2 separate regions of the Homo sapiens genome follow, and region 2 is linked to region 1. Evidence: chromatin loops called from intact Hi-C (ENCODE). Cell type or tissue: PC-3. All regions are shown on one strand. Links, peaks and the distances in the headings refer to the core of each region. The heading gives the core; the rest is flanking DNA.

What was found. A loop is a pair of places that touch in the nucleus more often than their neighbours do. Peaks named below come from ENCODE experiments on the same cell type or tissue, not always from the same donor. Only the 100,000 strongest peaks of a DNase experiment are listed, where the experiment ranks them.
Region 2: a loop joins it to region 1, with 1.9 times the contacts of the local background. A loop is called at or near these places in 1 of 110 quality-filtered maps.

Annotation. Positions count from the first base shown.
Region 1 is chr18:57,780,401-57,792,280 of GRCh38, reverse strand. All of the region lies in intron 1 of ATP8B1 (ATPase phospholipid transporting 8B1), which reads left to right. It overlaps LOC124904310 (a long non-coding RNA gene), which reads right to left. Exons shown (of 2, transcript XR_007066388.1): 2 at 5,061-11,880. Among named protein-coding and RNA genes, the nearest start is that of ATP8B1, 17 kb to the left of the region's middle. In PC-3, for the core only: a CTCF peak has its summit at 4,890; DNase peaks (open chromatin) are centred at 2,990 and 3,460; H3K4me3 peaks cover 1,175 bases; H3K27ac peaks cover 2,927 bases.
Region 2 is chr18:57,685,531-57,697,169 of GRCh38, reverse strand. ATP8B1 (ATPase phospholipid transporting 8B1) reads left to right here. Exons shown (of 28, transcript NM_001374385.1): 9 at 1,638-1,720; 10 at 1,841-1,999; 11 at 2,500-2,588; 12 at 5,173-5,363; 13 at 8,663-8,871. Among named protein-coding and RNA genes, the nearest start is that of ATP8B1-AS1, 61 kb to the right of the region's middle. RefSeq lists an enhancer at 2,284-3,483. In PC-3, for the core only: no CTCF peak of the experiment used is centred there; a DNase peak (open chromatin) is centred at 3,099; H3K27ac peaks cover 1,661 bases.

The DNA.
Region 1 (11,880 bases), core at 2,896-7,895:
TATTATTTGTCAATACTTAATTTCTTTATATTGCCAAACACACTAGCTACTGGTGCACGTAATACATCCTTCAAAAAAAGCACAGGCCATGGAAATGTGTGCTAGTTGCAAATAGACTGACATGTTATAAAAGGAATGTTTTGTGCCCAGAGAGCTACAAATATGTGTGTGTGGATGTAAGTATGCATTGGCTCACCTTCACAATTGATTACATGGTCCACAGTGACTCTAAAGACAAGGGGCCTTCAGGTGGCCTAGTGATTTTCTTTCATTCAGTGATTCAACAATTACTTATTAAATACCCACTACGTTGCCAGGTGCTGGCAGTAAACACAGTGAGGAGCAAAGCAGACATGCCCTTCCCCTCAGGGAGCTTATGGGGTTGTTGAGAGTGTGATGAGAGATAGAGACTAAACAAAATATTGAACAAAAGAGATATGAAACAACTTGATATTAGAATTATAATCTGTGATAAAGGCCTTAAAGAAAAATAAGATATTTCTAAGAGAATAATGAAGACCTACTTTAAAATGGCCTAGGAGTAACCCAGGCATCCACCGACGAATGAATGAATAAACAAAATTGGTGTACCCATATGATTAGGATGTTTCTCAGCCTTACGAAGGAAGGAAATTTTCGCTGAGCACGGTGGCTTATGCCTGTAATCCCAGCATTTTGGGAGGCCGAGGCTGGGGGATAACTTGAGGCCGGAAGTTCAAGACCAGCCTGGCCAACATGGTGAACCCCCGTCTCTACTAAAAATACAAAAAGGTGCAGTGGTGGGCACCTGTAATCCTAGCTACTCGGGAGGCTATGACACAAGAATCGCTTGAACTCAGGAGGCGGAGTTTACAGTGAGCCAAAATTGTACCACTGCACTCCACCATGGACAGCAGAGTGAAACTCTGCCTCAAAAAAAAAAAAAAAAAGAAAAGAAAAGAAAAAGAAAAAAGGAAGGAAATTTTAATACATGCTACATGGATGAACTTTGAAGACATTATGCTAAATGAAATAAATGAGATGCAAAAGGACAAACAAATATTTTGTGATTCCACTTATATGAAGTGCCCAGAATAGTCAAGTTCAGAGACAGAAAACTGAGCAGTGGTTGCCAGGGGCTGGAGCCAGTGGGGAATGGAGAGTTAGTTTTTAATGGACCCTGAGTTTCAGTTTGGGAAGATGAAAAATTTCTAGGGATGGGTGGTGGTAGCAATTGCAGAATCATGTGGATGCACTTAATATCACTTAGAAGGCAATAAGGCCGGACGCGGTGGCTCATGCCTGTAATCCCAGCACTTTGGGAGGCCAAGATGGACAAATTGCCTAAGGTCAGGAGCTCGACACCAGCCTGGCCAACATGGTGAAACCCCATCTCTACTAAAAAATACAAAAATTAGCCAGGTGTGGTGGTGCGTGCCTGTAATCCCAGCTACTCGGGAGACTGAGGCAGGAGAATTGCTTGAACCAAGGAGGCAAAGGTTGCAGTGAGTGGAGATCGCACCACTGCACTTCAGCCTAGGCAACAGAGCAAGACTCTGTCTCAAAAAAATAAATAAAATAAAAGTAGTTAAAATGGTAAATTTTATGCTTTGTCCATTTTACCATAATTTAAAAAATGGCCCAGGGAGTGGGGTCTCTTGAAGGAGGTTATACTTAAGTTGAGACCTAGAGGATAAGAAAGTACCAGTCAGGGGAAGAGTGGTCCAGTCAATGGGAACCGCATGTGCAAAGGCCCTGGGGTGGGTGAGAGCTTAGTGCTGTGCTCTAGGAATTGTGAGAGGCCAGAATACTGGGTGTGACATGATGCTGGGGCTACCATGGGATAAGGGAGGCAGGCACCAAACTGCAGAGAACCTGATAGGAAGTCACTAACATTTTTAAGCAGCGGCGTGATGTGATTTGATTCCTGGTTTTGTTTGATAATCCAGAGACTGCGATATGGGGAATGGGTTGGTTGTTGGTGGGGGATGGGGGTGGGGGCAGGGAATGAGGCCAGAAGCAAGGAGAGGAAATCTGGGAGGCTGCTGCAGTGTCCATGAGAGAGAGAGGATGGGGGTTTGGGCCCGATGATGGGAGTGGGGATGAGAACTGGAAGGTAGGAGCCGCACTTCACAAGGGGAATCCTGGTCTTGGTGATGGGTTGGATTTGAAGATGTAAAAGAAGAGAATTGTTGACAATTCTCAAATTTCTAACATAAGCGACTAAAGGTGATGGCATCACTGAGACCAAGGAGTAGTTTTAGAAGATGAATGTAGCTTTGATCATGTTTAGTTTGAGTTGCTGGGACACCTAGGTGTGGTCGGGGGTCAAGCATTGGTGATTCAGAAGTCTAGGTTGGAGACACAGTTTTGGGAATTGCAACATAGGATTGGGTTTAAGGAGCTGTTTGGGGATGCTGGAAACGCTTCGGAAGCCAGTGCTTCCTATCATTGGTATCAGCCTTTTAGTTTGCACTAATTTATGTAAAATAATCCACTATTTTTTGGCAACAAAGTATGTACATGTGAGCAAAAAAAAGCATTTGTGCAAAGTCACAAGCCGTGCTTTATGGACAAAGATGACAGGGTGGAGGGCTGATACAGGGTTGCCTAGTGGACAAGACCACCATACATGGCTCAAAACGTTCTCAGATGTGGGAAAGGGGCGCTTTGTATGGTATAGGAACTTGCTAAAGCCAGGGAATTTCTTGTGGAAAACCGACTTTTAAAATTGGCTTGTGTGGCCTGACTTAAAAACCAAATCACTCTTTTCATGTGTGTAGGGTAGTATAACAAAGTGGTGCTGCTTTTGTGCTCAATGTACTGTATTTCCACATGTTATATTGACCCACTTAGTCCCGTGGTGTATTAATTTCCTGGTCTCTTTTTGCAAGCAAAGGAATTATAACTTGCCTGAAGTCTCAGAACTAGTAATTGACAAAACCAGAAATTGCAGTCGTGTTTCCAGACTCACAAGGCGAGGGTTCTTTCCGAGACCTCACAGCCGAAGGTTGGAAAATCGATCCAAATGACTCAGAGATAGGGTTGCCAAATTTAACAAATAAAAATACAGGACACAGTTCAGTTTGAATCTCAGATAAATGATGAGTAATTTTTTTTAGTATAAGTGTGTCCTATGCAATGTTTGGGACTGACTTACACTAAAAATGATGTGTTCTTTATGTTAATGTCAGATATAACTCTGTGTCCTATATTTCATCTGGTAACCCACCCAGAAATGAACTCTTGGAACACAAAATCATTTGTAATTTGTGGACTTCCTGTATATTCAAGCTCCTTATAGAAACTCCTGGATCTGCCAAGCATTTTGTTTTATTTGGGGGTGGGAGTGGAAGGAGGATTTATTTTCCTATTCTCCTAAAAGGGCTGTGTTGTGATATTTTTTCCATCTTTAATATCTATGATTTGTAATAAACAGCAGCCTGGTTTTGGGAAACAAGCCCAGGAGATGTCAGCTCTGGTGAGTCACTGAATGGGCTGGCTGACCTCAGCTAATAATAGCAATTCTTTACATTTTTAAAGCACTTTATAGTTTTAAAATCTCCTCATTTGGGAGTTGGCAAGACAGGAATTATCCCCATGGGACAGATGAGAAACACAAGGGAAGCAGGGTTTGGGGGAGTGGGTGGTGCCAGGAACTGGGTTAGGGTACTCTTTTCCTAACTTTCAGTTCAGTGATGAGCAGTTAATTTTCTTTTCTTTTCCTTTCTTTCTTTTTTTTTTTTGAGATAAGAGTCTCACTCTGTCACCCAGGCTGGAGTGCAGTGGCACAATCACGGCTCACCAGGACCTCTGCCTCCTGGGTTCAAGCGATTCTCATGCCCCAGCCTCCCAAGTAGCTGGGATTACAGATGGGCACCACCACGCCCGACTAATTGTTTGTATTTTTAGTAGAGATGGGGTTTCACCATGTTGGCCAAGCTGATCTCAAACTCCTGGCCTCATGTGATCCTCCCGCCTTGGCCTCCCAAAGTGCTGGGAGCCACCATGCACGGCCAGTTAATTTTCTAAGCTCCGATTTTTTCGTGCTTCAAATGATGGACCTGATGTTTTATAGGATACCCTCTCATTGTAATTCCATGCCTCTCTGTGATCTCATTTGTCATAAGCTTCCAATTTTTAAAATGTACAGGTTGTAAATCATTTCAAGCTTTGTAGGTCCAGATGACAATAAAATATATGTGTTTCAGTAGCAGGGATAGACAATAGGTTTTATTTTGTTCATTCCGTATTCAGTTTGTCTTGTTTTATAGATGGATCTCGCTCTGTTGCCCAGGCTGGAGTGCAGTGTCAAATTATGGCTCACTGCAGCCTCAAACTCCTGGGCTCAAGGGATCCTCCCGCCTCAGCCTCCCAAGTGGCTGGGACTAATATTCACTTTTATCCAGTACTGTCATGTCTACACAATGGATACTATATAGGTCCCTTTAGAAGATGTATAAAATTTTAAATGAGGCCTATTTATTTTAAAGGTGTTTTTTCTCTATTTTGATAGATGTTAAACCTTCAGAAAAACTACTGACATTCAAAAAGGTATCTAACCCCTGAGGTTTGACAAACTTTAGAGCATTTTTAAAGGAATAGACTTTTTAAAAACTGAAAATCAGTAAATATCAGTAACCAATGGGCTCTAAAAGCCAACTTTGAAAAAGAAGCTCATGACAAAGAAGCCAAAATTACAAGAGGAAATGGTATAGCGGAGCCAACACTCCCCACCCACAGTGTTCTAGATGGAGCTCCACCCACAGTGTCCTAGATGGAGCTCCACCCGCATTGTTCTAGATGGAGCTCCTCCCGCAGTGTTCTAGATGGAGCTCCTCCCGCAGTGTTCTAGATGGAGCTCCTCCCGCAGTGTTCTAGATGGAGCTCCTCCCGCAGTGCTCTAGATGGAGCTCCTCTCGCAGTGCTCTAGATGGAGCTTTTAGGCTCACTTTTTATCAGACGAATTTATGTTGTCTTTTAGGTTCTTGTGTGTGTGTCATAAGGAAATCAGTAAGCATAAAGTGGCTTTAATTGCACTTGGCAGAGGACTAAGGGTATATAAAGATTGGTGACCGTTGTGAGAACTAAAGTACATTTTATTTGCTTGTAAAATTTTGTTTGCCACGATATCTTAGGCATTATACAATGATTTCCGGTCCAGAGGATCCTGAGAATTTAACATGAATATTATGAAGTTTCCTGTCTTCAAAATTTTGTATTTGAATACTTATTTTAATATCGCTTAAATGTATTTCTAACATAACATCCTGTCTGGCAGTCTTTGTAAACTCTCAAATTTGTCTAAGCTCTAAGTTGTTAGGGGTCATTCTTCTGTTCCAAGTCGATGTTGTTCTCCATATCTGCTGTATTTCAATACCCCTTACTAGACGTAAAAAAGATAAGAGTATCTCTTTCAAGCAAACCTTAATTTTTAAAAACACCCTTTAACATTTTTTTGTGTTTCTAGTTTTCATGAACCATTGGAAGAACACATTGTGTTTTTGAAATAAAGGGGCTTGGCTGGGCACAGTGGCTCACGCCTGTAATCCCAGCACTTTGGGAGGCCGAGATGGGTGGATCACTTGAGGTGCTACCTCCTCCTGGAAGATTTCCTGATTCCTTGTCTTTCCCAGACCAAAGTGAGGGACTCTTCCTTTGTTCTAGTGGTTCCCTGTACATTCTCATCTTAGCATAGGTGGTACCATCTCGGAGATGGTAGCTAGCTTTTATATCAGATGTGGCTTGATCAGTGGTGGTTGCCTAGACACTGGTTTTCAAAGTATGGTCCCTGGACCAGCAACATCAGCATGACTGGGGGCTGCACTCTAGAGTCACTGACTCAGAAGCTCTGGGGTTAAGACCCAGCAATCAGTGTCCTAATAAAACTTCCAGGTGATTCTGATGCCTGCTCCAGATTGAGAATCCCTGGCTGAGAGGCTTTTGACGAGCTGGATTCTGAAGTGATGTCCAGCCACGGCAGCAAAGGTGTGTTAGGATTCCTTAGTCCTGTCACCTTGAGCAGGTGAGAAGCAGGACAGATGTGGGCCTAGGGGTGTGGCATCCCTGAGCTATATTGTCATTGCTGGTCTATTTGTCTGTGTTTACACTAGTGGCCACCTTGGTGAGAATAGCACCTTGGCAAGACTCATGTTGTAGCTCAGCCCCCAGCGCAGTTCTTAAATTGTAGCACCTGTTCTATAATTACACATTAAATAGTAAAGTCAGAAACATGCCTTTCCACACTGATAGGTACTAGCATTAGCTGCCGTTATTAGACACATGTTTTATGAGAGAGAAGGCCATTGAACAACATCGAACCAATAATTGTTGGCTGTTTTTATAGTGACTCTACAATGAAAAGAATCCACCGTGGCCTAATTAAGTGAATTTTATGGCTTTTACTCCTTCACTAAGCTGCCAGAGGAGAATAACCAAGTTCTTTCTTGGACTTCATAACTTAGTATAATAGTCACAAACACAAATAGATACTTACGGCCAGGTACGGTGGCTCATGCCTGTAATCCCAACACTTTGGGAGGCTGAGGCATGTGGATCACTTGAGGTGAGGAGTTTGAGACCAGACTGGCCAACATGGTGAAACCCCATCTCTACTAAAAATACAAAAATTAGCTGGGCATGGTGGCACGCGCCTGTAATCCCAGCTACTCAGGAGGCTGAGGCAGGAGAGTCACTTGAACCCTGGAGGTGGAGCTTGCAGAGAGCTGAGATTGCACCACTGCACTCCAGCCTGGGCAACAGAGCGAGACTCCGTCTCAAAAAAACAAAACAGAACGAGACAAAACAACAACAACAACAAAAATAGATATTTAAAGATTTTTGCACTAACTTTTGATACTTACTGCCATACTTTGGAAATGCAACAAAAATATCGGGAATTTGTTTTAAGCATCTACTTAGGAAAAAAAGGACTCTTATGGCATTTTGGTTTGGGTTAGAGATATTTTTACAAATGTTATTTGAAATAAACACCATCCCATAACTCTGAGCTATGAAATATTTACATACAGGGGAAAATCCAGCTAACACCTATATCCACTCACTGCTCTATTTTGGGTTTATGTTGTTGTCAAAAGACAAAGGATAAAGATTTTTCAAGATCTTGTGTATTTTGGGGTTAGTATAACTCCAATTGTTTTCTAATTCGATGAGGCAGCATCCACCTTAATACTAGGTCTGGTTTTTTAAAGTCAATTTTAGGTGCTTGTCAACAAAGCCGGAACATGAGAAAATTGAAATGATTTGTGAAGCTCTTACTCTGGCCTGCCCGTGAACTTTTTGAGACAGAAGACCGGCACCAGTTTATTAAAGACTTTGTAAAAGTATACTTAACTTAGTCAACCAGATGTGACTTTTGCTCCCTGGGGAACATTTTAAGTTGTCACAATTCAGGATGCTACAAGCGTCCAGTGGTCAAGGCCAGGGATACTTCTAAATATCCTACAATATGCAGCTCAGCCTCTACAACAAAGAAGTATCTTACCCAAAACGTCACTAGGGTTGAGGCTGAGGAATTCTACCCTAAACCACGGGTAGGAGTCCTCTTAAAATGCTACGGTTTCGCAGGACTTAGTCATAGGCACGTTTCATAATACTCTCCTGCACGTTTCATAATACTCTCCTGCATGCCCCTAAACACAGCACCTCGAGCATTGAACTCTGACATCAGTTGAGAAGATGATACCCCTCTAGCTGGTGCTTAAGCCTTCTGGCTTAAGCCTGGACTTGATCTCTGACCCCTTTCTCTTCCAGACTGCACCCTGCTTTCATTTCCAATCCGTCTCCAAGGCCTGTTGCTTCTACCTCTGGAAGACCTTGACTCCACCTGATAACCTCTATCTCCGCTGCCATCCGCGAGGTTCAAGCTGTCATCCTCCCTCTCCTGGACCATTCCAGTAGCCTTCTTACATGAGGGCTACACTTCTACCCTGCCCCTTCCAAACCAGAGCACCCACTCAGATCCTGCCAACCCTTGCAGTAGCTCATGCTGTGGTTTTAACAACAGCTACCTTCTCTCCACAGCTCTCTATGCCCAGCCCGCCCTGACCCCGGCTTCCCCCTGCAAATTCCATTCTTTTTCTCCTTCAGTTTCTGAAGCATGACGAGTCCCTTCCTGTCCCAGGAACTTCAGATTTGCTGCTTTCTCGCTTGAAAAGCTCTTCCTCTGAAAGGCTCCTTATCTTTTGCCTTTTGGCCCAAATGTCATTTCTTCAGCGTAGTCTCTGCCCACCCCAGTAAAAATTAAAGTAGGAGTCCCTCCTGAGTTATGTCCTCTGCTCACTCTTTCTTTTTCAAGTAGCAAGGATGTAGAGAACAGGGGAAGCCCAGAAATACTGTTGAAATGACAACAGCTCTGTCACCATGCGCCCTTCGATGTATGGTAGAGGAGACGGCTTCTGTGTTTTCTTCAATGCTTAATTTCCTTTATTATTTTTATTTTTTTTTTAAGACGGGGTCTCACTCTGCCACCCAGGCTGGAGTTCAGTGGCGCGATCTCAGCTCACTGCAACCTCTGCCTCCCAGTTCAAGCAATTTTCCTGCCTCAGCCACCTGAGTAGCTGGGATTACAAGCGCGTGCCACCATGCCTGGCTAATTTTTGTATTTTTAGTGGAGATAGGGTTTCACTATGTTGGCCAGGCTGGTTTTGAACTCCTGACCTCAAGTGATCCACCTGCCTTGGCCTCCCAAATTGCTGGGATTGCAGGTATGAGCCACTATGCCCGGTCTTCAATTTCCTTTTATATTGTCTCTTCTTGTGAATATCAGGAGTCTTGCTTCACTTAAGGCAGCATCTACCAGGCATATTCGATATTTTTAAAGTTCTTATTCCCCACAGTCTTTCTATATTATTAAAGGAAATAAATACATAAAAAAGACTTGTTTGTTAAACCATATGTGTCCACCCTGTTGTGTGCCTGTCATCAGTTTCAAAGGACCACAGTAAGCATGTTAGAACTTTTGTTAAACATAAAGATATATAAATATTATCTTATCCATGCCTGCGTTCCATCAGATGCCCTCTTTCCCCTGTAATCTTTACAGTTTCTACTTTATAGTCTCTCTGTAGAGCATTCTTAACCTGAATAGTGTGTTCTCTGTCACCCATCATACTTCTAGGAACGTCCCCGCCTCCCTTCAGCCAGTGCATCTTTAGAAAAGACAAACTAGGCCGGGCACCGTGGCTCACGCCTGTAATCCCAGCACTTTGGGAGGCTGAGGCAGGCAGATCACTTGAGCTCAGGAGTTTGAGACCAGCCAGACCAACATGGTGAAACCCTGTCGCTACTAAAAATAAAAAAATTAGCTGGGCATGGTGGTGGGTGCCTGTAATCCCAGCTACTCGGGAGGTTGAGCCACGAGAATTGCTTGAACCCAGGAGGCGAGTTTGCAGTGAGCCAGGATTGCACCATTGCACTTTAGCCTAGGCAACAAGAGTGAGACTCTGTCTCAAAAAAAAAAAAAAAAAAAAAAAAAAAGAGACAAACTAGAATTAATCTGAGCCAGGTATCATTTAGACAGTAAATCTGTTTTCCTAAAAGAATCATATTATAGTCAAGGCTCAAACAAATAGATTTCATATTATCTGGAGCCTTTCTAAAAATGCATAAACCAGAGGTGACTGAAGAATTTTTTGTCTGTGTGTGTGCGCACCATTCATTCTTGACTTTTTGATAAATGAGATTCTCAAGTTCACCTGGGAAGCATCAAAAACATTGATGCCTGAGTTCTCCTTGCCAGAGTCTTATTAGCCAGTCTGGGATAAACCTGGCTGATTCTCTCATGCGTAGTCAAGACAGAGAATGGCTTGGAAAGTAGACAATGTAAGAGTCTACTCTTTATAGGATGCCTACACGCATAATAAAAAATTTACTTGGGTTTATGGAAATGTCTAGATATAAACCTATGGGGAAAATGATTGAAATAAATGAATGGTGTAACGTAAGGATGCTGGATTGGCGTCTGCAACGCAGCAGCTGTGGGTGGCCTTGATGAGTCTTACTTAATTTCATAGCTCATATCTGTGTAGTTATTTGCTGCTGGCAAACTATTGCTTCATCTTATTTTCGCAAATTCTATAGACAGCAGGGCTTCTTTGCATCTTCTGCCCTTTCTGCTCCATTCTCCAATTAAATGGATTTCACTGCAGCAGCTTTCTGCCCTATGGCAGAGGCCTCCCATGTGCTTCCCAGGCTGGGTTAGGTATGGTTTTGCCAAGCTCCCACTGCAACCTGAGCATATTGTCTTCTCCTGGCATTTACTGTATTTTAAATATTATTATTACTGGTTTTTAGAGATGGGTTCTCGCTCTGTTGCCCAGGTTGGAGTGCAGTGGCCTGATCATACACAGCTCACTGCAGCTTTAAACTTCTGGACTCAGGCCATCCTCCAGCCTCAGCCTCCTGAGTGGCTAGGACTACAGGTGTGTGCCACTATGCCTGGCTAATTAAAATTTCTTCTTTTGTAGAGACAGGGGTATCCTTATGTTGTTCAGGCTGGTCTCAAACTCCTGGCATCAACATCAAGCTATCCTCCCATCTCGGCCTCCCAAAGTACTGGAATTACTGGTGCGAGCCACTGCACCCACCTATGTTTCCCATATTGAACTGTAACAGTCTGTGTTAGGATTTAAGTTATAGTGAGAGATCACGTATCTTCTTCATCCCTGGAGTCCACAACCTAGTAGGCATTCAATAACTGATCAATTAATGAATATATTAATTTTCACTTTACAGATGGGGACACTGAGGCCCAGGGAGACTAAATACAAGTTCAGCACTCACACCTCCCCTAATCTTTCTGAGCTCTGGATTCCTCTTGTAAAAATAAAGAATTTTGGATATTTTTTCTAATAACCCATATAGCTCAAAAACAGGTGGTTCTGTTTTATGATTTTAACAACTCTGCAGTGTTGCCAAAACTCAACAAAGCTGTCTCCAGATGGAGTGAAACAGTCTCAAGAATAAAGATAATGATTAAAATAACGCACCTACTGGCAAGAATGGAATTCACATTACACTTCAACCTAGATCAGGAACTCAGTCCCAACTTCTGAGTATTAAAAATCACCTCGGGAGACTTTGAAGAAGTAGAAGTTCCTGTGTTTTATCCCTTCCCTTTCTGGAGTTTCCCAAGTGATTTTGAAGGAGACCAATCAGCATTTAATGCTTCCTTTTTTGGTGTTCTTGGAGATGACTCATATCTGACCAGCAGTGGTTATGTGAATGGTCTTCATGTCTGATTTTAACATTTTAAACAGTGGGCTGACCCAAACACAGCTCTGTTTGAGCAGCCGGCCTGGCCAGGCCACATATATCATACATACCTTGCTGAGACAAGGAAATTGTCTTCTGTAGAAATTCTGTTGGAATCAGAGAAGTGGCTATCGAGGCTGGACTCTTGACCATTTAGAAATCATTTCCTAATCAGTTATGTCAGGACGAGGGGCAGGCATGCTGGAAAAACAAAAGAGAGAAAGGTGAAACCACAGCTTCCTTCTGTTGGGGTGAAACTGTCCACAGAAAAAAATAAAAGTTTTTTACATATCGTGTACAATATTACCTCCATCAGGCAACCTCTTGGTTGAAGCCAACTGAGAGATTTTGAAGGCTGCAAAATGATTGAACAAGTGTATTTCTTAGGGTTTAAATGAAATCCCTCCAGCGTTTAGTAGAACTGGCAAACTATATGGACTCCTGATTACTAAGTAGTTACGATTTCCTTTCCCCCATCTTTCAAGAAGCTTGTTTTTATTTCTGGTTTGCCTGCTCTCCACACCCCCTCACCCAGCTGCCTGAATTGGAAACCAGCCCACCATAGTTTTAATTGTGAAATTCCTGAAGCTGTTAATATATGTAAACATACAACAGGATGTTTCCCAC
Region 2 (11,639 bases), core at 98-5,097, 92 kb after region 1:
CCTGCCTCAGCCTCTTGAGTAACTGAGATTACAGGCTCCAGCCCCCACACCCAGCTAATTTTTGCATTTTTAGTAGAGATGGGGTTTCACCATGTTAGCCAGGCTGGTCTCGAACTCCTGATCTCAAGTGATCTGCCCACCTTGGCCTGCCAAATTGCTGGGATTACAGGGGTGAGCCACAGCAGCTGGCCCCAGGAGGCAATTTTGAATTCTCCTTGTGTTGGTTTTGGTTACTATGCTATCATTTAAAAGAGAATGAAGTTCTGTTTTTGACCAGTTTTCTGACCAGTTTTCAAGGCATTTATTGAGTGCTCACGAGGTTGCCGGCACTTTACATATTAGCTCATTTAATCCTCTAAACGACCATGTGAGACGAATATTATTCGTCTGTATTACCCATGAGGAATCGGAGGCCCAGGGAGGTGCAGCAGCCCGCCCAAGGTCACACAGTAAGTGGTAGAGTCGGGACATTGCTCCCTCTGCTCCTCGCGCCTCACGCTCCAGATGTGCATACACTGCTTTACAGAGAGCGGAAATCATGAGACTGAAAACTAGGGCTGTCATTGCTTCATAGATCAGGCAATTGACTGTTGGAAATCTATCACACTTTTTTTTTTTTTTTGGCGGAAAAAAATACTTAAAGCCAATTAACCACTTCTTAATTGTACAGGCTAATTGGTTAAAAACCAATTAACCACTTCTTAATTGTAAAGGCTTAACTGACAAAGACACTGCATTCTCTTTAAGGCCCCGAGGCTATACCCAAATTGGATTATGGGCAGTTGCCTGATAGAGCTTTCTGTTGTCAGGTTGGTCTCAAACTCCTGACCTCAAGTGATCTGCCTGCCTCTGCCTCCCAAAGTGCTGCCATTACATGCGTGAGCCGCGGCGCCCGACTGTTTATTCTCAACTATAAAACTGCTATTATTTCCATGAGAGATTCTAAAGCTTTACAAAGACATAAGATCCTAACATGCCCTGCCAGAACAGAATGGTGAGGTTGAGAATGAACTTCCCTAGGGAAAATTCCTGAGTATTCGTGAATCCTATATAAAGCCTTCAGTCGTGAGACGGCAGCCTCACCCTTGAGAGCACCTGCCCCGGCCTGCCCTTGTGCCCACCCACGACCTTACCTTGCACTATGGTGGGGCAGTTGGGAGTAAAGCTAAGACTTCCTTTTCCAAATAAAATTGTCTTTCAAAAACATGTGATCCAGTTATTCACTCTGGAAAAGAATTTGACAGAGGCGAAACAGAATTTCTGTAACAAATATGTGTTATAGAATCATTTTAATGTGATTAAATATTAGACACTACATTTTCAAACAGCACTTTGGTAGTCCTAGCTGATGGTAAAGTTAAAGTTAATGAGAAGGATGTTTGTGGGTACCTCTGTCCTAACCTTCACAACAACAAACAGTGAAGGGAACCAACATTTCCCAAGGTCAGAAATTTTCTCGACTTCAGGGGATAACCTTTTCCAAACCTGAAGTTCCAAGGTGAACAGAGTTTGAAAATAGAAACAGCTAATTATTTAGGCTTCATGTCCAGGTATGGCTAATGTAACTTTGGATGATTAACTTCCACTTTGAACTCAAAAATTTGTTCATTTAATTCATTTTTTCCCCATTCCTTTAGAGAAACCAATTTAAAATTTAAGATGTCACTTGAAATCACAGACCAGTACCTCCAAAGAGAAGATACATTGGCTACATTTGATGGTTTGTACCAAACATGTCTTACTTTGCTTTAAATTTTAGTTGCTTGGTTCAATTCCTATTGATTAAAACCAGAAAGACTTTTGTATGTGATTAATTATGTGAATCTTATATTTTTAAAAGGTTTTATTGAATGTGAAGAACCCAATAACAGACTAGATAAGTTTACAGGAACACTATTTTGGAGAAACACAAGTTTTCCTTTGGATGCTGATAAAATTTTGTTACGTGGCTGTGTAATTAGGAACACCGATTTCTGCCACGGCTTAGTCATTTTTGCAGGTACGTTCAGAGTTTCTTGGGAAATTAATCAGCTATGATCTTTAAAGACTTAGAGGGGATTGCTTTTCTGTCCTTTGTCCATCAAAACCAAAAGAAGAGTAATAGCATCATGAGCTTTTTTTTTTTTTTTTTTTTTTTTTTGAGACAGAGTCTCACTCTGTAGCCCAGGCTGGAGTGCAGTGGCATAATCTCAGCTCACTGCAACCTCTGTCTCCTGGGTTCAAGTGATTCTCCTGTCTCAGGCTCCAGAGTAGTTGGGATTATAGGCATGTGCCACCATGCCCAGATAATTTTTGTATTTTTAGTAGAGACAGGGTTTTGCCATGTTGGCCAGGCTGGCCTCGAACCCCTGACCTCAGGTGATCCGCCCAACTCAGCCTCCAAAACTGCTGGGATTACAGGCGTAAGCCACCATGCCTGGCCAAGAAGAGTAATTTTATTGGTGAGCTAGTGAATTGATTTTTCCCAACTGATGACTACATTGAATTTTCCATTTTCAGGTGCTGACACTAAAATAATGAAGAATAGTGGGAAAACCAGATTTAAAAGAACTAAAATTGATTACTTGATGAACTACATGGTTTACACGGTATTTATTTTTCATCTCAGTAGATCTCTCATCTAGATTGCTGTCTTTTGCACTAATATTATCGTATGTTTTTCTAATACAAAATCTTACCTCTTTAGGTGGAATAGAAAAATTATTGGGCACTCCAAGCTTCAAATGCAGGAAGAAGGGATTTTTTTTTCCAGAAATGCCTTACTTTTTCTCAGAAATGCCACACTTTTAACAGGAGAATTCCCTTGGGAAGGGAAATTTCGGTTGTAGGGTGCCCTGAGTGCTTTGATGACGGGAACTGGAAAACCAGGAAGCCCTAGATAAATTAGTGAAGCTGGACTCCTGAAGTCAATGTAGGGTTGATTTCATTGCTGTTACTTTCCCATAGAGGCAGTTCTCTTAGAAGCAAGCCTCCCCCAGCACCCCCAACATATACTGTATAGCTCCAAATACAAGGCAAGGCTAAAAATAAAGTATGTCGAGGACACTCAAGACCACTCCCAGGTTTGATGATTCACTGGAAGGACTCATAGGCCTCAGCACATAGTCGTATTCACAGCTGTGAGTCATTACAACAAAAGGACACAGAGCAAGATCACCAAAGACTCATGGAGCAAAGTGCAAAGGAAACCAGGCACAAGCTTCCAAAAGTCGGCCGTCCTGCCCCCACTCCCCACCAAACCACACACACAATAGGCACTTAATTCTCCCAGCAGCAATTAATGACACCACATGTGAAATGTTGTCTATACCAGGGAAGCTCATGAGAGACTCAGTGTCAAAGGTTTTTAACAAAAAAACTCTAGACTCCCCAAAAGAATGCAGATGGTCAGCATAAACCATGCTGTTTGCACAGTTAGGCATCATGAGTTTTTTTATTATTATTATTATTTGTTTTTTTTTGAGATTGAGTTTCACTCTTGTTGCCCAGGCTGGAGTACAATGGCATGATCTTGGCTCACTGCAATCTCCGTCTCCCAGGTTCAAGTGATTCTCCTGCCTCAGCCTCCCAAGTAGCTGGGATTACAGGCACCTGCCACCACACCTGGCTAATTTTTGTATTTTTAGTAGAGACGGGGTTTCACCATGTTGGCCAGGCTGGTCTCGAACCCCTGACCTCAAGTGATCTGCCTGCCTCGGCCTCCCAAAGTGCTTGGATTACAAGCATGAGCCACTGCACCCGGCCCATGAGCTATTCTTATCAGAGAATAAAAAATAACTGGGAAATCCTCCAAACATCTAAGTTACCAGATACCAGCCCAGGGCGAACCTTGCAAGCCGGCCTTCGGAGGAAGCAGTCTCAGACCTGCTATGTTTGCTCTTTTCTGCCCACGTGGTGACCCCAAATATTAAGCACTCCTTCTATTTCCCAATGAAAAATTTTTTCAAGTATTTAATTCAATTTGAATGCATACTTCTAAAACTTATTCTTTGATTGCATATACATGTTTAAAATCACATAAAAATAATAATTTAAGAAACATTTTCCCCTGCTTTCTCATTTCATGAAAATTGTATTTGAACTTTTCACATTCATCTTTGGTGTCATGGTTGTGGTTATCCACTCTCAAAGAGCCTGTTTGGCACTCTGCTCTTTCCACGACAAAGTTGTGAGATATAGCACTTTTGGACTCCATGTCCAGAAATTTAAATTTGTCTCTGGAAATTTTATTCCCACTTGCGAATCTCCAAGTACCACTAGGATGGTTGACTTTTTATTCCTTCCATAAATATATGCTCATAACTTCTACAACATAATACTTATCATATTGCTTCTTAAGTGATCTTATTTTACAATGTCATGCAATACTTATGACATTACACCTTAAGGAATAATCGCCCAAATATAGGTGAAATTTTCTTGCCCTGAAAAAAAAATTCTGGCTGGGTGAGGGCCACCTGTAATCCCAGCAGTTTGGGAGACTGAGGCATGCAGATCACTTGAGGACAAGAGTTCGAGACCAGCCTGGCCAACATGGTGAAACTCGTCTCTACTAAAAAGACAAAAATTAGCCGGCCTTGGTGGCGCGTGCCTGTAATCCCAGCTACTCAGGAGGCTGAAGCATAAGAATTGTTTGAACCAGGGAGGTGGAGGTTGTAGTGAGCCACAATGGCACCACTGCACTCCAGCCTGGGTGATACAGTGAGACGCTGTCTAAAAAAAAAAAAAAAAAAAAAAAAAAAAATCTGTTGAATATCTTCTATAAGCATTCCAGTTTTCCAGTTCAGCCTTGTTGGAAGTTGTTTCATGCTAAGTAAGATATCTTCCCCAAACAGTATGTTATTGTTCAAAGTAAACGTAATTGAGAGAATGCCCTGTAATATAAGATTCTTCAAGGATTTGAATATAAGACACCACCTTCTCTTTGGAGAGATAATTTTGGGAACAAAACCTTACCTTCTATGGGAGATGTAGGATACATCAGTCAATTGCAGCAATCAAATAGACTTTCAAAGCGTTATGATAGTGCTGTTTTTATTTGACATATATTATTTTTCAGACTACTAAATTCTCAATCATATGAAGTATTGAGTAAGGTTAATTAGCATCTAGGAAATGCAAGAGGTTGGAAATCCATCTTCAGAATGCATTTAAATGTTTTCTGTCTTCTAGATCTTTGTTGTTCTTATTCTGCTTTCTGCTGGTCTTGCCATCGGCCATGCTTATTGGGAAGCACAGGTGGGCAATTCCTCTTGGTACCTCTATGATGGAGAAGACGATACACCCTCCTACCGTGGATTCCTCATTTTCTGGGGCTATATCATTGTTCTCAACACCATGGTACCCATCTCTCTCTATGTCAGGTAAGGCTGTCCTCTCTGGCATTTTGCTTTAATGGAAGAATGTTGTACCTTCTCCCAACATAGTGCCTTCATTTCTAGTGATCACTGTTTCAAAGGTCACAAAGAACAGGTAAGAAAATCACGTTCATTTCAGAATTGAGGGTAAGAGAGGAAAAGGAAATTAACATTTGAGTATCCACTCTGTGCCAGGCACCTTTTATCTCATCCTGTTTGCAGATAAGGGTAGGGAATTTCAAAGATCGATTGCTACTCCTGTAGTCATTGTCTTATTAGTAAGGTTCCCTTCTCACCGGGTTCCAAAGCCCAGACTTCAGAAAGGGACTGGGAGGAGGGGAAGATTTAGCAGGTGATGGAAAAACTTAGTTTTCCCTTTTGGAAGTGGTCCTCACCTCTTATCTGAGCCTTTATTATCATCTGCCACACCCAAGGTGGAGAACTTGTGCTTTCCGGCCACTACCTCCTAGTAGGAAAGAAACTCCCTGTCCTTCATCAACCTCTCAAAATGTTCTCTTTTTCATCTCAAATCTCAACCACAACAACAAAGTCAGGGGCATATCTCCGATAAGTGGTAAGCAGCTGATTTGGTGATACTTCTTCATTTTTTACTTTTACTTTTTTTTTTTTTTTTTTTGAGATGGAGTTTCACTCTTGTTGCCCAGGCAGGAATGCAATGGCATGATCTAGGCTCACTGCAACCTCTGCCTCCTGGATCCAAGCAGTTCTCCTGCCTCAGCCTCCTGAGTAGCTGGGATCACGGGTGCCCATCACCATGTCTGGCTACTTTTTTGTATTTTTAGTAGAGACAGGTTTCACCAAGTTGGCCAGGCTGGTCTTCAACTCCTGACCTCAGGTGATCTGCCCACCTCACCTCCCAAAGTGCTGGGATTACAGGCATGAGCCACCACACCCGGCCTTTTTCTCTTTTTAATATGAAAGTTCACTGCCCTTGGCCAAACTGACTTTGAGACCTTTTTGGGAGGGATAGTGCTTTGGAATAAACCCAGCAGCCAGAGTTCATTCTTAGTTCTGATAAAGAATAGCCCAGAGACATAGGAATCACATACACACCTATAATTAGAGGCATTTATTTTATTTTAGTGTCATTATATGTGCATTTGCTTTATTTTTAATTTGATTACATGTAGTTACTGTTGTTCTTTTAACATGAAGGAAAGCCCTGGGGCAGCCATCTGTTCCACAGCTACTTTGAGAAAAACCGAGTTGAGTGTTACCTTTGTCAAGGGAACTATTACATAGATAATTTTGCCTAAAACCATCAATGTGTATTATAAAAGAAACTGTATACATAATTTTATATAAAGGTATGTCATGTGACAAATACGATTTCTTTTTTCTTGGAGATAAAGGTCCTTTGAAAACATGCTGGAGCAAGTTCTTCCAGATAGTATCTCTGCTTTGACTTCAAACCTCATTCAGAATAAACCCAACCCCAGGGCCCCAAGTGTGATCTGGTGCTCAGCCTTCCACTCCGCCCGTACCTTCTGCACCTCAGCCCACCTCCCTGGGCTTCTGCCACTCTGGCCCCTTGATATTCTTCCTGCACAGGGCCTTTGTCCCTGCTCTTTTCTCTGCCAGGGGCATTCCTTACATAGGTATCTATCTGCTCCCCTTTCACTACAAAGGCCTTTACTCAGACAACACCTTATTACCCTGACCTTTCCTGACTCATTCTGTTTCTGACCACTTCTCCTTCCTGGAGATCTTCATATCTCCTTACCTTGCTTTGCTTTGATTTTTGTTTGTTTGTTTGTTGTTTGTTTGTTTTGTTTTGAGACAGAGTCTTGCTCTGTTTCCCAGGCTGGAGTGCAGTCGCGCGATCTCAGCTCACTGCAACCTCCACCTGCTGGGTTCAAGTGAGTCCCCTGCCTCAGCCTCCTTAGTGGCTGGAATTACAAGTACATGCCACTATGCCTGGCTAATTTTTGTATTTTTAGTAGAGACGGGGTTTCACCATGTTGGTCAGGCTGGTCTTGAACTCCTGACCTCATGATCCGCCCACCTCGGCCTCCCAAAGTGTTGGAATTACAGGCGTGAGCCACCACACCTGGCCCCCTGCTTTGATTTTCTGCAGAGAACTTTCACCTCTGATAGAGCCTCTCTTTATTAATTTATTTGTCTGTCTCTACTAGAAAGTAACCTCCTTAAGAGAAAGGACTTTGTTTTGTTTACAGACATGTCCCCTGCACCTAGAATGGTATCTGGTACATAGTAGGCACTTAGGAAATACTTACGGAAGGGAGAGAAGTGGGGAGAGCATCATTTTTCCATCTGTTTAACTTGTTAAGGACTTCCTTGGCCCACCTAACAATTGCTGGCTATGTAAACAGCTTCCTTATAACTGAGATAGGTAATGTCCCTTATAGTTTTAAAATTCAGATGATCCTTTTATAATATCTTATTTTGGATATTCTATAACCTTATCATAATTTAGGGATCATGATTTGGGGTATTTGCCAAAAGCCTTTTGCCCTGTTTGAGAGCACAGTGGAGTCTGTACCCTAGGGTACTCTCACTCCCTCTGCCCTACCACTTAGGGCAAAGGTGAACATGGCCATTCCAGTGCCCCTGGGTGCTATGGGGAATGGGGGAAGAGTCAAGCTTGCTGTGTCCACTGCTCTGTCTGCAGTGTTGCTGTGTCTTCCATTCTGCTGGGCTGTGTATTCTGAACATGGGTGCCTTGGCTAAATGTGCCCAGGAGTGAGTGGGAAATCTCACTGAGCAATTTTGAGTGGAAATTACTTGTCTAAAATCAGCTTGACCCTGAAGCCTGAGAATGATGCATGTGGTTAGGAGAAACCAGAGGCTGAGTGCATGGGCTTGTCTCCTTGTAGAGGGCTTAGTTTGGGCTGATATAACAAAAGACCTTCGAAATTTATTGCTCAGAGTTCTGGAGGCTGGGAAGTCTCAAATCAAAGCATCGGCAGATTCAGGGTCTGGCAAAGGCTCACTTTCTGCTTTATAGGCACAGCCGGTGCCTTCTAGCTATGTCCTCGCATGGCAGAAGGGGCAAGCAAGCTCCTTTGAGCCACTTTAATAAGGGCACTAATCCCATTCATAAGGGTGGAGCCCTCATGACCTAATGACCTTCTAAAGGCCCCACCTCAATACTGTTGAATTGGGGATTGGGTTTCAACATATGAATTTGGAGGGGGATTCTAACATTCAGACCATAGCAGTAAATAAGCAGCTTGCTCTCGTCTGTACAATGAGAATAAAATCTCTACTACTTGCCACTCGTATCCGAGCTCTCTACGGAAAATAATCTTCTGTCTTCCTAGCGTGGAAGTGATTCGTCTTGGACAGAGTCACTTCATCAACTGGGACCTGCAAATGTACTATGCTGAGAAGGACACACCCGCAAAAGCTAGAACCACCACACTCAATGAACAGCTCGGGCAGATCCATTATATCTTCTCTGATAAGACGGGGACACTCACACAAAATATCATGACCTTTAAAAAGTGCTGTATCAACGGGCAGATATATGGTAAGTGGAAGCCGTCACTCATTTTCTGGGTGAGTGGGGCTGCCTGCCGTGTGCAGGTCATTACTTGGACTATAGCCTGTCTCCTGGCATTGCTGGTGCCCTCTCGATGCAGAGTCCTGCTGCTAGGGCCATTCTCCAGCTAAGCACCAGAGGAGCACCATGGACAGCACTGGGGACACATGCGTGGGAGAGGACAGTGGCCAGAAGTGGGCTCACAGCCAGGCGTGGTGGCTCAGGCCTGTAATCCCAGCACTTTGGGAGGGTGAAGTGGGCAGATCCCAAGAGGTCAGGGATTTGAGACCAGCCTTGCCAACATGGCAAAACCCCGTCTCTACTAATAATACAAAAATTAACCAGGTGTGGTGGTGGCGCACAGCTATAATCCCAGCTACTCGGGAGACTGAGGCAGGAGAATTGCTTGAACCCGGGAGGCAGAGGTTGCAGTGAGCTGAGATCACACCACTGCACTCCAGCCTGGTGAGAGAGCAAGACTCTGTCTAAAAAAAAAAAAAAAAAAAAAAAAAATTAGAAGTCTCATTACTATATGATCTAGCAATTCCACTTCAGGTTATATACTCAAAAGAACTGAAACAGGGGCTCAAAGAGATATTTGTACACCTATGTTCATAGCAGCATTATTCACAATAGCCAAAAGATAGAAGCAACCCAAGCGTTCATCAATGGATGAATGGATAAATAAAATGTGGATACGCACAATGAAATATTATTCAGTCTAAGAAAGGAAGGAAAATTTGACACATGCTACAACACAGATGAACCTGAACTCGTTTATGCCAGAGGTTGCAATTTTTTGAATTTTTGCAATCAGAACTTGGTGATGACCTTGAGCAGTAGGATATAAATAACTCCCACATGCTTAGCGTTCCAATAATGGAACACTAGGCATAAATGGGTTAAGGACATTATGCTAAGTGAAGTAAGCCAGTCACAAAAGGACAAATGTTGTATAATTCTACTTATATGAAGTACTTAGAATAATCAGATTTATAGAGACAAAGCAGAATGATGGTTACCAGGGGCTGGAGTCAGGGGAATTGGGAGTTACTGTTTAATGGGTACAGAGTTTCAATTTTGCAAGATGAAACAGCTGCACAACAGTGTGAATATACTTGATGCCACTGAACTGTATGCTTAAAAGTGGTTAAAATGGGCTGGGTGCAGTGTCTCATGCCTATAATAACAACACTTTGGGAGGTCAAGGTGGGAGGATTGCTTGAGGCCCAGAATTCTAGACCAGCTTGGGTAACAAAGCAAAAATTTTTAAAAATTAGCAGAGTATGGTGCTGCATGCCTATAGTTCCAGCTACTTGGGAGACTGAGGCAGGAAGATCCCTTAAGCCTGGGAGTTGAAGGCTACAGTGAGCCAAGATCACACCACAGCACTCCAGCATGGCTAACAGAGCAAGACCCTGTCTCAAAATAGCAACAACAAAAATTGGTTGACTGGTGTGCAGTGGCTCACGCCTGCAATCCCAGCACCTTGGGAGGCTGAGTCAGGCACATCCCTTGAGCCCAGGACTTTGAGACCAGCCTGGGCAACATGACAAAACCCCATCTCTGGCCGGGCACAGTGGCTCATGCCTGTAATCCCAGCACTCTGGGAGGCCTACGTGGGTGGATCACAAGCTCAGGAGTTCGAGACCAGCCTGGCCAATATGATGAAACCCCATCTCTACTAAAAGTACAAAAATTACCTGGGCGTGGTGGTGGATGCCTCTAGTCCCAGCTATTCAGGAGGCTGAGGCAGGAGAATCGCTTGAACCCGGGAGGTGGAGGTTGCAGTGAGCAAAATTGTGTGTGCCTGTAGTTCCAGTTACTTGAGAGGCTGAGGTAGGATCACCTGAGCCTGGGTACGTCGAGGCTGTTGTGGGCTGGGTTTGCACCACTGCACTCCAGCCTGGGTGACAGAGTGAAACCCTGACTCAAAAAAATCAAACAAAAAATCGGTTAATATGGTAAATTTTATTATGTGTATTTCACTACAATTGTTTGTTTTCTTTGTTGTTTTTGTTTTTGAGACAGTGTCTCACTCTGTCACCAGGCTGGAGTGCAGTGGTGCGATCTCAGCTCACTGCAACCCCTCCGCCTCCCAGGTTCACATGATTCTCCTCCCTCAGCTTCCTGGGTAGCTGGGATTACAGGCACACACCACCATGCCTGGCTAATTTTTGTTGTTGTTGTTGTTGCTTTTTTGTAGAGATGGGGTTTCACCATGTTGACCAGACTGGTATCGAACCCCTGACCTCAAGTGATCCATCTGCCTCAGCCTCCCAAAGTGCTGGGGTTACAGGCGTGAGCCACCACACCCGGCCTACAATTGTGTTTTTGGTTTTGTTTTTGTTTTTTTGAGACAGAGTCTCACTCTGTCGCCCAGGCTGGAGTGCAGTGGCACGATCTTGGCTCACTGAAACCTCCACCTTCCGGGTTCAAGTGATTCTTCTGCCTCAGCCTCCCGAGTAGCTGGGACTACAGGTATGAACCACCATTCCCAGCTAATTTTGTATTTTTAATAGAGATGGAGTTTCACCATGCTAGCCAAGCTGGTCTTGAACTCCTGACCTCAGGTGATCAGCCCATCTCAGCCTCCCAAAGTGCTGGGATTACAGGTGTGAGCCACCACACCCAGCCAATTGTTTTAAAAGTTGATTTCAGTTCTAATTTTCTGAAACATTTAGAAATTTAATTTTATGTAAATTTAGAGATAATATTAAGGCTAATACTAGATTCAAATAGAGTGCTATTTTAAA